Regions from separate parts of the Mus musculus genome. Here region 1 is linked to region 2. Evidence: chromatin contacts called from ENCODE Hi-C or POLR2A ChIA-PET data. All regions are on one chromosome and are shown on one strand. The core of a region is the stretch at or near the end of the contact, and the rest is flanking DNA. Distances in the headings are between cores, read along the strand shown.

What was found. Hi-C counts contacts between places; a loop is a spot of excess contacts on that map. ChIA-PET counts read pairs that join two places held with the same protein, here RNA polymerase II (POLR2A).
Region 1: a loop to region 2 is called in a map of heart, with 5 times the contacts of the local background. The contact joins the enhancer-like site here to the promoter of Nampt in region 2. A Hi-C loop is called at or near these places in 5 of 37 maps with a recorded cell type or tissue (gastrocnemius and heart). POLR2A ChIA-PET finds 5 or more read pairs at or near these places in 2 of 5 experiments (both embryonic stem cell).

What each region holds. Positions count from the first base shown.
Region 1 is chr12:32,854,679-32,860,545 of GRCm38, forward strand. No RefSeq gene overlaps it. Among named protein-coding and RNA genes, the nearest start is that of Gdap10, 33 kb to the left of the region's middle. Within about 2 kb of position 2,378, at least 1 of the 3 ENCODE cell types and tissues checked has a DNase peak (open chromatin) inside an H3K27ac peak, as active enhancers do; it is heart, where a contact is called at or near this core.
Region 2 is chr12:32,816,871-32,822,963 of GRCm38, forward strand. Nampt (nicotinamide phosphoribosyltransferase) reads left to right here and starts at 3,465. Exons shown (of 11, transcript NM_021524.2): 1 at 3,465-3,756. The coding sequence starts at 3,700.

The DNA.
Region 1 (5,867 bases), core at 1,128-3,627, 37 kb after region 2:
AAATGAACATGTACATATTGACCAAGTAAACATGGAAGTAAGTGTATTTCTTTCAGACTAATAGGAAAAGGCCAGACGTGTATATGCTTTTTAAAATAAATGAGAAAAGCATGTGGAACAACTAGCCAAATAAGATTAATCGTGAATTTTATGTACATAATGTGAACCATAAATACCCTAAACATATTACAAGATAAATGTATTAAAAATCTATGTGCCACTTACAAAAGCCACATCCAAAACAGGGTTGGAAACATCTTTAAAGGAGCGCTTGGCTGCAGTCATAGCTGTACTTTTCCTGTGGTCAGATGGCTCATGTGTCCAGGGCTGCTGACATCACTCATCCCCAGAACAGTGTGCCAGCAAAGTGTGGCGCCCAAAAGGAACAGAGCATTCCAACACCGGGCTGTGGCTTATTTACCAAGCCTTGGGGAAAATAAAGCTTAGACAGACAGTGCCCTCTCTTCTCAGATGAGCCATGTTGGAAATGTCAGAGGGGAGTTAAAGCAGGGACAGATGCATTCTGGGAAACAGCACCTCATCTTCCCCGTTCTCCTAGGTTCTCGTGCCTGATTCTCATGTCCGTTTTCTGCCCTTGTGTGGGGTGTTGGTATATTAGTCGTTCACCGATAGGTGGAAGATGGAAGGGGATGGTTAGATTAGATTACCTATTAGATTAGATTACCTGTAGGCTTTTCTGAACCACAGACATATACTCCTAAAAATCCAAAGCATGCATGCCAGGCTATGACACTGGGGAGGTCTTGCCGAGATACCTGCCTGAGAACCACTGTCCTATATGTACGGCTTCCAGAGCATTGATGCAGGACTTTACCCCTGGGACCAATGCTCTCTGCCCCTGTGTTAGCAGTGTTATCTGCCCTGTTTAGGGAACAAGGCTCAGCACAGGATGGCCAAGAATTGTCCTCTGAGGATCATAAAACTTGTCATCACCCTAGCCTGCCTGTGGATGGAAAGGCCACTGTGTTCTTCCTACAGGAAGCAAAGAGGAGGGTAACTTAACTGAGAAAGGCAGCTCGAATGATTTTCAGACTGCAAATCTACTGACCAGTCCGAACACATCCTTTCCTGCCTTGTGCACACAGTAACTCTAAGGCAGTTGTATCATAAAATTTACATGCATTAAAAAAGTTCTAGACTTTTCTGACTGACTTTTATTCTCTATAATATCTAAAAAAGTACTGCTTTTAGTATCAAGCAAAGAAAGCAGTATTACAATATTGCAGGTGCTGAGCCAGACGGTGGCATGCCCAGGGCTTCTCAGGGAATGTGTGTCTCTGATTACCTGGTGGTGGATGAGCGAGCAGAGCTTTCTATTGTCTGGGGCTACTTGCCCACCTTGGGAGTGGGTGGGGACAAGGCAACAAACTAAACAACAACTGAATCTCCTATTTTGTGTATATGAGACTGCAAGAGAGGGGACAGGGGAAGGGTAGATACCTCATTCCTCTCAGGTGGTTTTGAAACAAAGGACAGATAAAATTATTTTTTAAGTTGGAATATATATATATGTATACATACATATACATACATACATATACCAGACATTGTGAATAGTTGATTATTTCGAAGCCATGAAGCCAAGAGACACTACCTTGATAAGTGAGACTTTTAACTCATGGGCTGGAATTATTTCTTTGGCAAGCCCTTGCCTAGTTCTGCCCACTAAGTTAGAGTGTGTGCCCTAGGGTCTACACTAGGGCTTGACATACAGAACGCACTCAGCTGTCACATATTGGGAGAGGAGGCTCATTAGTCAGAACTCTGTCTCACTCTGCCCTGCCCCACCTAGCACTACTGTCAAGCCATGATTCAGTCTCTATTGTACATCTGCTCAGTACACCCCAAGTCCTCATTTCATCAAACCAAAAACTGGTGCTTTTTAAGACAATAAAATAATAATAACAACAACAACTAGCAACTGGTCAGCCATTTATCTGCAATTGTGGGAAATTCCAGGCTGACATTTCCTCCTATTGTCCTAGAAAAGGGTCTGTCAGGACCAGGAAGGGCCATTTGACTCCTAGCCTGCCTCTTGTGCTCCTGACTGTATTCATCAACCAGATCAAAACAGACCGTTCCTCCTCACTGTCTGCCCACGTATAGCGTCTCACTCCAGATATGGTTTCCTTGTCACTTTCTCTAGAAGGTCCCTTCCAGGAAACATGTCTGTGAACCTACAGACAGACGTCACTTTGGTTCTGCCGTATGATGAGAATCCTGGCCACTGTGCGCCGTGTCTGCATCTTGCCACACCATCCTAAGTGTATAAGTGGGTATGTGTCTGCTGCTCTTCTGCCAAGGTCACACACAGCTTTTAGGGAACAGGCAACTGTATTTCTTGATTGTCCGGCTCTATGTTCCCTTTTTCTGGAGCCTCAGCTGACCCTCTCCCTTGAGACAGACTAGCCAAAGCATTTCCAGTTATTTTTAGTTTCTTTGGCTGCTGACTTGGACGGTTTGGAAGGAGGCAATATGATGGTTTGATTGGTCTGTCTCAAACCACAGCTCAGGCAGTTGATGGCCACAGCATTGAGCAAGGGCAGAAAATGCATCCATAGGTTGGATGAACTTGCCAAATGGGCAAAGAGGACAAGATGGATCAGACTGCCCTGATCCGTCTGAACGTGTGCAAACGGGGCAGCAGTGGACCTACCAAGGGAGGAAAGGGCATCTTGCCTGCCTGCCTAGACTCTGGAGCAAAGCCATCTGCATAAGACGAACTGTCCAGTGACTTCCTCCCAAGCTTCTCTCCCTCAGGGATGTTCTGGTGCCTGGGAACTGCAGGAAGCTGAGAGGACTCATTCCGGCCCTGAACTTGGGGGAGCTGCCATACTCACTCCCTAGTGATGCTGACAGCCTCACCAAGCGAAGTCCCTCCATTGGACTGTGCCCCCAGAAGTGGAATACATGAAGTCACGTGACTATTGCTGGGCTACCCAGTCAGCATAACATCTGGTCCAGCTTTACTTAAAGGATTGTTTTAAAGATTGTAGAATAGATAGACAGACAGAACTGTTGGGGTCCAAGAATTGCCTCACAAGCCACAAGAACTCCGATCTCAGTCAGATAGGGATAGTTTATCGAGCACACACCACAAGACTGGTCGACCAGGGCCATAGTCCAGATCTGGGAACTGAACCATGACCCTGAGTTAAGACCCAGTGTTTTTAAGCCCAAAATCCACAAGTATCTGTGTCAAGTTATTTCACCAATCAGGATGTAGGGATGGGGGATTCCCTTGGGAACTTGTCTCTGTTGTATACTTTCTCCCTCCTGCCCCCATTGGTTGGGGTATTCAACTGTGACAGGAGACTTGCCTTGTCTAATAGTCACACCTTAACTTGTCTATCAGGATGGGACTTGTCTAAAATTCGTGTTTTAACTTTCCAACTAGGATGTCAGTTTCCCACATACATGTCTCTTTCTGCCAAGTCGGATGTCAGTTTCTAGGGAGGTCTTGGGAACCTAAACTTTACTTGACCACTGTTCAAAATGGAAGTCTTATTCCAAATAGTTTCTTATATTGGTGCAGGTGTCTTTCTTGTGTTGGAGCCCATCCCAGGGGTAGTTTATAAAGTTAAATACCATAAAAGCTTATACATAGATGCAGGAAGTGCTGTTGGGTCGTTGGTTCAGGTCCAAGCTTATGGTGAGTAACTATACAAAGCAGTTCTACTGACCTCTATCGTGATTGGGTTCCCAAGGGCACAGACTATAACAGAATATGTCATCAATATCGGCATTAGAAAGTTTCCTAGTGACAGCAGAAACATATGAGAAAGTTTCCTTATAATCTCAGGCTAACCAGCTAACTGTTACCTAGGCCTTAACATTTTACCTAGGCCCCTACAGAAATATATCTGGAGAGAACTGGAGAGGTTACACTTGAGAATTTCCACATAAGAGAGATGTATACACTGCTAAGGTCCTCAGAAAAAAAGCTGCCTTCAGTTCCATTTGTATGAGTTTACTCATTTGCTCAAAGGCATGTGAGCCTGGAAGAATGGATGACTTCTCATTTGAACCAGCATGTTTGTCTCTGTGTAAGAAAACTAAAAGAATTCGAGCAATGTGAAGTAGTTTTCTGGGTGTCTCCTGAATAGACTTTTTTGTTCTGTTGTGTGGTAGTTTTATTTCCTTGGCTTTTTAATGATTGAAAATATATGTTACTAATCTATCTGGTAGCACAATTCTTCAGGAAAGCTGATAAGAACTATCTTAAGGGTTTTTTTGTTGTTTGTTTTGTGGTGTGTGTGTGTGTGTGTGTGTGTGTTTTCTGAGACGGAGTTTTTCTGTGTAGTCCTTACTATCCTGGAACTCACTCTACAGACCAAGCTGGCCTCAAACTCAGAGATCCACCTGCTTCTGCTTCTCCAGTGCTGGAATTAAAGCCATGAGCTACCATGCCTGGCAAGGGTTTTGTTTTTAAGTATTAACTGATTCTTCTGTTAATATAACCCTATCCTAAGTGAAACCTTAATTTCATTGTTTGTCTCACTGTGATGCTTTGAATACTCGTTGCCCATGGAAACTGGCACTATTAGGAGGTGTGGCCGTATTGGAGGAGGTGTAGCTTTGTTAGAGGAAATATGTCACTGTAAGGGGTTGGTTTTGAGGTCTCAGATCTATGATCAAGTCTGGCCAGAGTCAGTCTTCTCTTGACAGCCTTCAAATCAAGATGTAGAACTCTCAGCTCCTTCTCCTGCACCACATCTGCCTGGATGCTGCCATGCTTCCCGCCTTGATGACAACGGACTGAACCTCTGAACCTGTAAGCCAGCCCCAATTAAATGTTGTCCTTTATAAAAGTTGTCATGGTGTCTGTTCACAGCAGTGGAAACCCAAACTAAGACACACACCAAAGGCTATAATTTGAATATCAAATATCTAATTTGCACACACATTTTCCTTACTTTTGAAGTAGTTGGGATGAGATGCCCTTCGTAAGAGTCTGATAGTTAAATAGTCCCCAGTTGGTGGCTATTTGGGGAGGATTTAGGAGGTATGACCTTGTTGGAGAAAGTATTTGACAGGGGTAGGTTTTGAAGTTTCAAAGGACTTGTGCCATTGAAAGTCAGCTCTCTCTGCTTTAAGAAGTTAGCCTCCTGTCTGTGGACTGGGGTGTCAGCTCTCAGCTGTTCCTACCACCATGCCTTTGCTCTGCCTCTGGAACGGTGAGCTCCAATTAAACGTTGTCTGTTATGAGTCACCTTGGTCATGGTGTTAGAACAGCAACAGAAAAGTAACTAAGATATTTTCTTATTTTCTTTCTTTCTTTCTTTCTTTCTTTCTTTCTTTCTTTCTTTCTCCTTTTTTGGGTGGGTGGGCAAAACTCCTTAGAATCAGTGTTCCAGTAAACTGCAGTGGAATTACATGTCTCTTGCGTCATGGGTTCTCTTGCTCCTCTGCCACTGCACTCATGGTGGATGAGCTGCCCCTTGTCTTGGGAACATGCTCACAGTCTTGAGCATGTTGATTGCCTCCCATGGTTCTTTCAATGGCCCATGCCCTTATATACTTTCTGTAAGTGATGGGAACTCTAGAAACTTGATTAAAAATGAATCTTCCCTAGTATCCTAGGTAGGGACACTGGGCTCATGCCATCAACTCCACTCAGCCCCACGACCTGTCTGAAGACTAGCTATCTCACGCTTTCCATCAGCCTCCCTCTCCAGTCCCACTTTATCAGGCAGAGATCCACAAACCCTACACATCCCTGCAGCCCACCCATCCCCCTCTACCGGCTGAGATCCCAGACGCCCATCCCCCACTCCATAAGCTCTTGCTGCCTGGGAAATCCCAAGAACCTCTCCAGATCCCTGAAGCTGTGAGAACCTTCTAAC
Region 2 (6,093 bases), core at 2,215-4,714:
AACAAACAAACAAAACCCATTATATAGATGGTCGTGTCACTACTATCCTTGATATTTGCTATTGTAAGTTATTTTATTTTAATATTATGTTCATGGATAAATTACGATTTTATGCAATTATGAGGAACAATGAGTTATTTTGCATATGTATACCATGTGAAATGTCTTGTAAATCAGGATAAAGAATTTCATACTATTAATATTTAAATATAATTGCTTTGATTAACTGTGCTTATATAAATTAACTAAAGCATATAGTTGAAATGGCTATTTTTTAAAAAGGTTTAAACTGTGTTAGATAAATTGGGGCATATGTACTTGTAACATGTTTGACACTGTTTCCCCTTAGGTCAGTGACAAACATTGAAGAGTGAGTTCAGGACTCTTACCTGTTCACTTACAAGGAAACAAAACAAAATGTGTCTTCAGAGACTTTCAAGGCAAGATTAGGTACGAAACCCAAGTGAGAATTACATCTGCTAACAGACGTAGGCTAAGATAGGTACCTAACAATCAATTGAACAAACAAACAAACAAACAAATTGTAATCAATCTATACAATCTGTTCTATATAGTCTGTAGGCCTTCAGTCTTATAGGAAGAACCAAGTAATATCTGACACATGGCCTATACATTTGGTTACCTTGGGAAAAGATGTGGTCGAAACTTAGCCTTCATTAGACTTACAGTAAAGATATAGTTTACATTTAATGTATATGTCAAACTATATAAATAGGTATGTTTATAAACATGGACTGATGAAAGCTAAGGTTTTTAATCTTGTACTATTTAATAGAATTTATTCCATATTCAAACAAATGGCTATCCAAGCCTCAGAGTTTCCATCCTGTCTGCATGCAGCCCCAATTGTCAGACATGAAGTTATGCTAGTTAGGATTTGACTTGTGTCCTGCTGTGTTTCTGATTTGCTTCGTTTCTATCCCTCATCCCTGTGTTCCCGTTTCTCTTTTGCAGAGCGGGAATGCTTACTCTGTACCACTGTATCTTGAAAGCTAACATTTTGTTTTGAACTCTGCAGAGAGCTTGGACTTAAAGTTTTGAGATATTAAGGATTCTTGAAGATGGACTAAATGCATTTTATACATCAGATGGTGATGAGTCTTTGACCAAAAGTAGAATTTTACGGTTTGAATAGGAACTGCCCTCTTCTGGCTTATATGTTGAGAGCTTGTCAGCTGATGGTACTATTTGGTGAGATGATAGAAATGTCATGATTTGGATGTTTGCTAGAAGAAGGTAATCAGGGCATGTTCCTGGGACTATACCTTGTCTCCATTCCTGCCCTCTCCTCACCACCTCCATTTTTGACTTCTATGAATCTTTCCTCTATCACTCATTCTGCCATGATTCCCTCCTCTACTCCAAGTCCAAAAAAGACAACACTGAGTGATATGGATCAAACTCTGAAACTATGAGCCAAATAGATGTTTCCTCTTTTATAACTATTTCTCTAAGGTATTTCCCCATTGCCAAATATCTAACACATGTGGTAAGAATAAATAGCAAGTCAGATGGGGCAAATTGGGGTCTGTGGCAAAGGCCTTGAGAACCAGAGCTAGTATACAGAGAGGGGAATGAGTGAGACACACAGCATATAAAGTTTGCAAGTCCAATGGGCCTCTCTTTGCAGTGATGGCCGACTAGGCCATCTTTTGATACATATGCAGCTAGACACAAGAGCTCCGGGGTACTGCTTAGTTCATATTGTTGTTCCACCTATAGGGTTGCAGTTCCCTTTAGCTCCTTGGGTAATTTCTCTAGCTCCTCCATTGGGGGCCGTGTGACCCATCCAATAGCTGACTGTGAGCATCCACTTCTGTGTTTGCTAGGCCCCGGCATAGTCTCACAAGAGACAGCTATATCTGAGACCCCAACTCTTAAAAGTTGATCTGCTTCCTTCTAGTCAGTCCACACTAGCATATAGCCCTTTGCGGGAGAGGGGCTTTTAAGAACTCTAAGAACTTCAATAGTCACCTTTTCCTCTAAAGATTGCTGTGGGATTAAGCCAGTAATATTCCTGCAGACCCTACTCTTGAACTTATCTAGCAATGTCAGTATGCTTACAATGTTAGCATTTTTACATTTTGGGCTTTTTCATTTTTATACAGGGAAAAAAACTGAAAGATTGCAAGATCAAATTTTGTTTTTAGAAAACACTACCGTGAACAAAGACTACTTTGTAATTAGAATCTTATCCCCACCCCCACCTCCACCCCCCACCCACCCCCCACCCCCCGCATAAAACAGCCTAAAATGGCGGTCAATTGTAGATGAATGGATGCTGTAGCTGAGCTCTTGGATCCTTTGAAAGCTGTTTGACTTTTCCTGGAGAAAAGTCTCAACAGTCCTTTGTGTCTTAAGGGGAAGGTTAAATTGAACCCTCTCAGACGATGAAGGGACAAGACCAAACTGAATCTAACATTGTTGAGAAGTCAAAGGCAAAAGGAAGCTACTAACTTGATGCAGTCTGTGCCAGTTTAGTTATACCGATTTCCCCCTGCTACTTGTATTCCATAAAAACAAAACAACAACAAAGCCTAAATCTTAGAATTCTTAAATGCTATTAAACATGCAAAGGGAATTTTAGTTCTATGCAAAACAAATTTGCAACTCTGTATGTGAAAACTGAACAAGAGGACAGGCTCATGGAAGTTGGGTGACGTCATCAGACGTCACTTCGCTTATTTGGGAGGTTACTAGCTCTTTCCCCCACGATTTAATGATTTAAAGGAAAACAAAAAACCAAAAAACAGATCCACTGTATAAGACTTGGCTGTATGCCTTTTACTTCCCAACAATATTAGATTCAATTTGGTCTTGTCCCTACATTGTCTGAGAGGGTTGAATTTAACCTTTCCCTAAGACGCAAAGGCTTTTCTCCAGGAAAAGTCAGCCTTCAAAGGATCAAAGAGCTCAGCTACAGACTGAGCGCGGAGAAAAGCAAGTCCACGCGCCAGGGCAACTCAGACCGCAAGCAGCTCCTCTGATTTTAAAGGAAAATCTAGAGGATCGGAATCCACAAGACGGATGGGGACCAAAGATTCCATCCATCGTCCAAGCGGGAGACAAAGGTAATTCAGCGCGTGCGGGAACAGGGAGACGACAGTGGGTGGCTCCTTGGCCTTAGCTGGTGGCGTGACTCCAACAAGACTCTCAGGACGAGCAGGGACTGGGTAGGACAAGAGGAAGGTCCGGGTTGGGGCGGGCAAAGAGACTCCCGGCAGGAGGGGCGAGGCTGGGAACGCCAAGCCACGCCCCTGCATCAGACCACGCCCCTCAGAGGCAGGCGCCCAGGTCACGCGCTGGGGTGACGGTCGGCTTTAGGCCCGGGGCGGGCGCAGCTGAGGCAGAGCGCGTGCCTCACGTCCTCCTCAGTCCCCCCCGCCCCTGCGCTGCGCACGCGCAGCCGTGCCCCGCCCCTTGTCCCCGGGATGGGCGGGGCGCGGAGCCGCCGGGAAAGCCGCCGGAGCGCGCTGGGCAGGGGAGCGCGCTAGCCTCCACCGCCGCGTCACGGACCTGCCCGCCCTCCCGGCCCCTCCCCGCGCTCCGTTCCCTGCTCTCCCGCCCCCCTGCGAGCGAGCGGTGACTTAAGCAACGGAGCGCAGCGAAGCCCATTTTTCTCCTTGCTCGCAGCCGCGCCGGGCAGCTCGTGGCGCGGCGTCTCCGCTCCGGCCCGAGATGAATGCTGCGGCAGAAGCCGAGTTCAACATCCTGCTGGCCACCGACTCGTACAAGGTGGAGTTGCGATGGGGGGGGGGGGGGGTCTCCGGGCCCGGGGCGGCGGGAGCCGGCGCGGCGGGATGGGGCAGGTGGAGGAGCCGCAACGCGGTGGCTGAAGGATGGAGGCGCGGGCCGGAGGCGGGGCCTACGCCGCGGCGGGGGCGCGGCCGGAGGCTCGGCGGGATGGGCGCACGCTGCAGCTACCGTAGCCGCCGGCGGCCTTGGCTCTGGGACAGGGAGGACTGGATGAGACCGTGGGACGATCGGGCCGGTTAGGTAACAGCCCCTGGCTCGGCAGGTACGGTCCTGCCCCGGGGAGCTCGGGGAGAGGTCCTGGCGGTGTGCCCCTCACCCAGCCAGTGGTCCCAGCGCGGAGGATAACCCGGCCCCGGGAGCCGCGTCTGATTCAGCTGTCCCACTCGGTGGGGTTGCATTTCCAACTCCCTTGCACCTAGGGATCATTCACGTGCCTGCCCCCTGGTTGCAGAGGCCAGTGTGCTCTGGCTCTCCAGGATCAACTACGTGATTTCTGTGAAATGGAAAGTGAAACACCAAGAGTTAAAGGAACTGGAGTTATAACCCTGGAGAATTTGTGGGGAGAGTAAAATGGCACATTGCTTTAAGGTGCCTATTGAGTTGACTCTTGCACTAATTCCATTTGATATGCACCTTAGCCAAGAGAGGAATGATGAAGAAATGCCCGCCCGCCCCCCCCCCCCATACACACTGTGAAATGAACTGCACTGATCTTCAGTTAAGTTTGTTAGCCAAGACGCTTAAAAGATAAAATGTCAGACTAGTAGGACCCTCGCGAGAACAGATTAAATTTTAGCTTTCAAGTTTAGTATTTACTTGAACATCGTGATGGTTTTGAGTAGCGATTTAGGCGTAGTACTCTCGTGGTTTTGTTTTGGTTCTTTGCTTTTTACTTTTTGTAGCCCTGTAATCTGAATGTTTCAGAGTCCCATTTGCTTACATACTAGTTTGTCCTTTTTTTTTTTTTTTTTTTTTTTTTGGTAAACTATTGTAAGTAAGTAATTTTTCATTTTAAAGGGTCCAAGATTTATCAACAGGTGGTCTTTCGCATGGAATTTCATTTTACTTCATTTTAGTTTTTTGAGGCAGAGTTTCTGTGTAGCAGCCCTGGCTGTCCTAGAACCTGCCTTGTAGACCAGGCTGGCCTTGAACTCAGAGAGCTGCCTGCCTCTGCCTCCTAAGTCATGGAATTAAAGGTGTGTGCCTCCACATCCTACTTCAGATGGGATTTTAAAGTGGAAATCACCTTTTCAAGATTATTACCATTTCTGTTGTGGTACTGGAGGCTCTAAAATCTCTGCATGATGTAGTTCAGTTGAAGTGTTTTGGGTATTCTTAGTGATTTTAGAAAAGCCTCATTTTGTAAAAGTAAAATATCAGTAAATATCCCAAGATAATTTTCAGATATTTTACTGTATTATGTGTAAACGATTGAACGTAAAGGGAAATATAAACAGACTTAAAAGTCCAGGCTTAGGAGGGCACATAATTATTTTAATCCCAACACTCAGAAACCAGAGAGGCAGGCTTCTGTGAGGTCCAGGCTAGTCTGCTCTACATAGCAGAGAAGGAGCAGCTGGAACTACAGGGTTTATCAAAAAGAAAGCAGTAGCTCCTCCCGCCATTGTGAGTGCCAAGTGTGACACTGCTGCAGGTCACAGTGGTGTTTTGGAGATGTGTTTAGTTAAGAAGTAATCTTAAAGCTTTCTAATGTCCTAGCAAGTCCTGCTTAGCTGAGGGAATTTTATTTGCATATAATAAATTTTATTCCTGACCGGTGGTCTCAGGGGGCTAATATTAAAGTATTTATCCTTCTTGTCTTTTTAATCCTAGGTAGAGAGGTAGCAAGAGTGCTAAGCACGATATTACAAGTAATGAAAATTCTTTCATTTGGCAATTATATATTCTTGTCAGATCTCAAAAATTCGTGGCTGTTTAGAAGAGAGTGGCTGGAGGATGAAGAGATTCTTCTAAAATTAAAGGGAAATGGTTTCCTAAACTACACAGCAGAGAAGGCGGTGGCCAAGCATATAGCAACATGTGGGATACATTTTCACAGTGTCCTTAAGAAAGGGCAGGACACTCGGGGCTAGTGCAGGGGCATTTGAAGCACACTTCCATTTCTGGGATCTCGTATTTCATTGTGTGTAATAAGGACCTGAGAACACAGGCAGATGCAGCTCTTCAGTTTCATCTTGAGTTTATTTTCCAAATAAAAAGGGCCTGCTCTTACGGCTTCAATCATTTATATTTTCAGAATTGCTTAGGGCACATCTCCTACCCAGCTTTAGTGACATTGCACTAACCCAGCTAGGG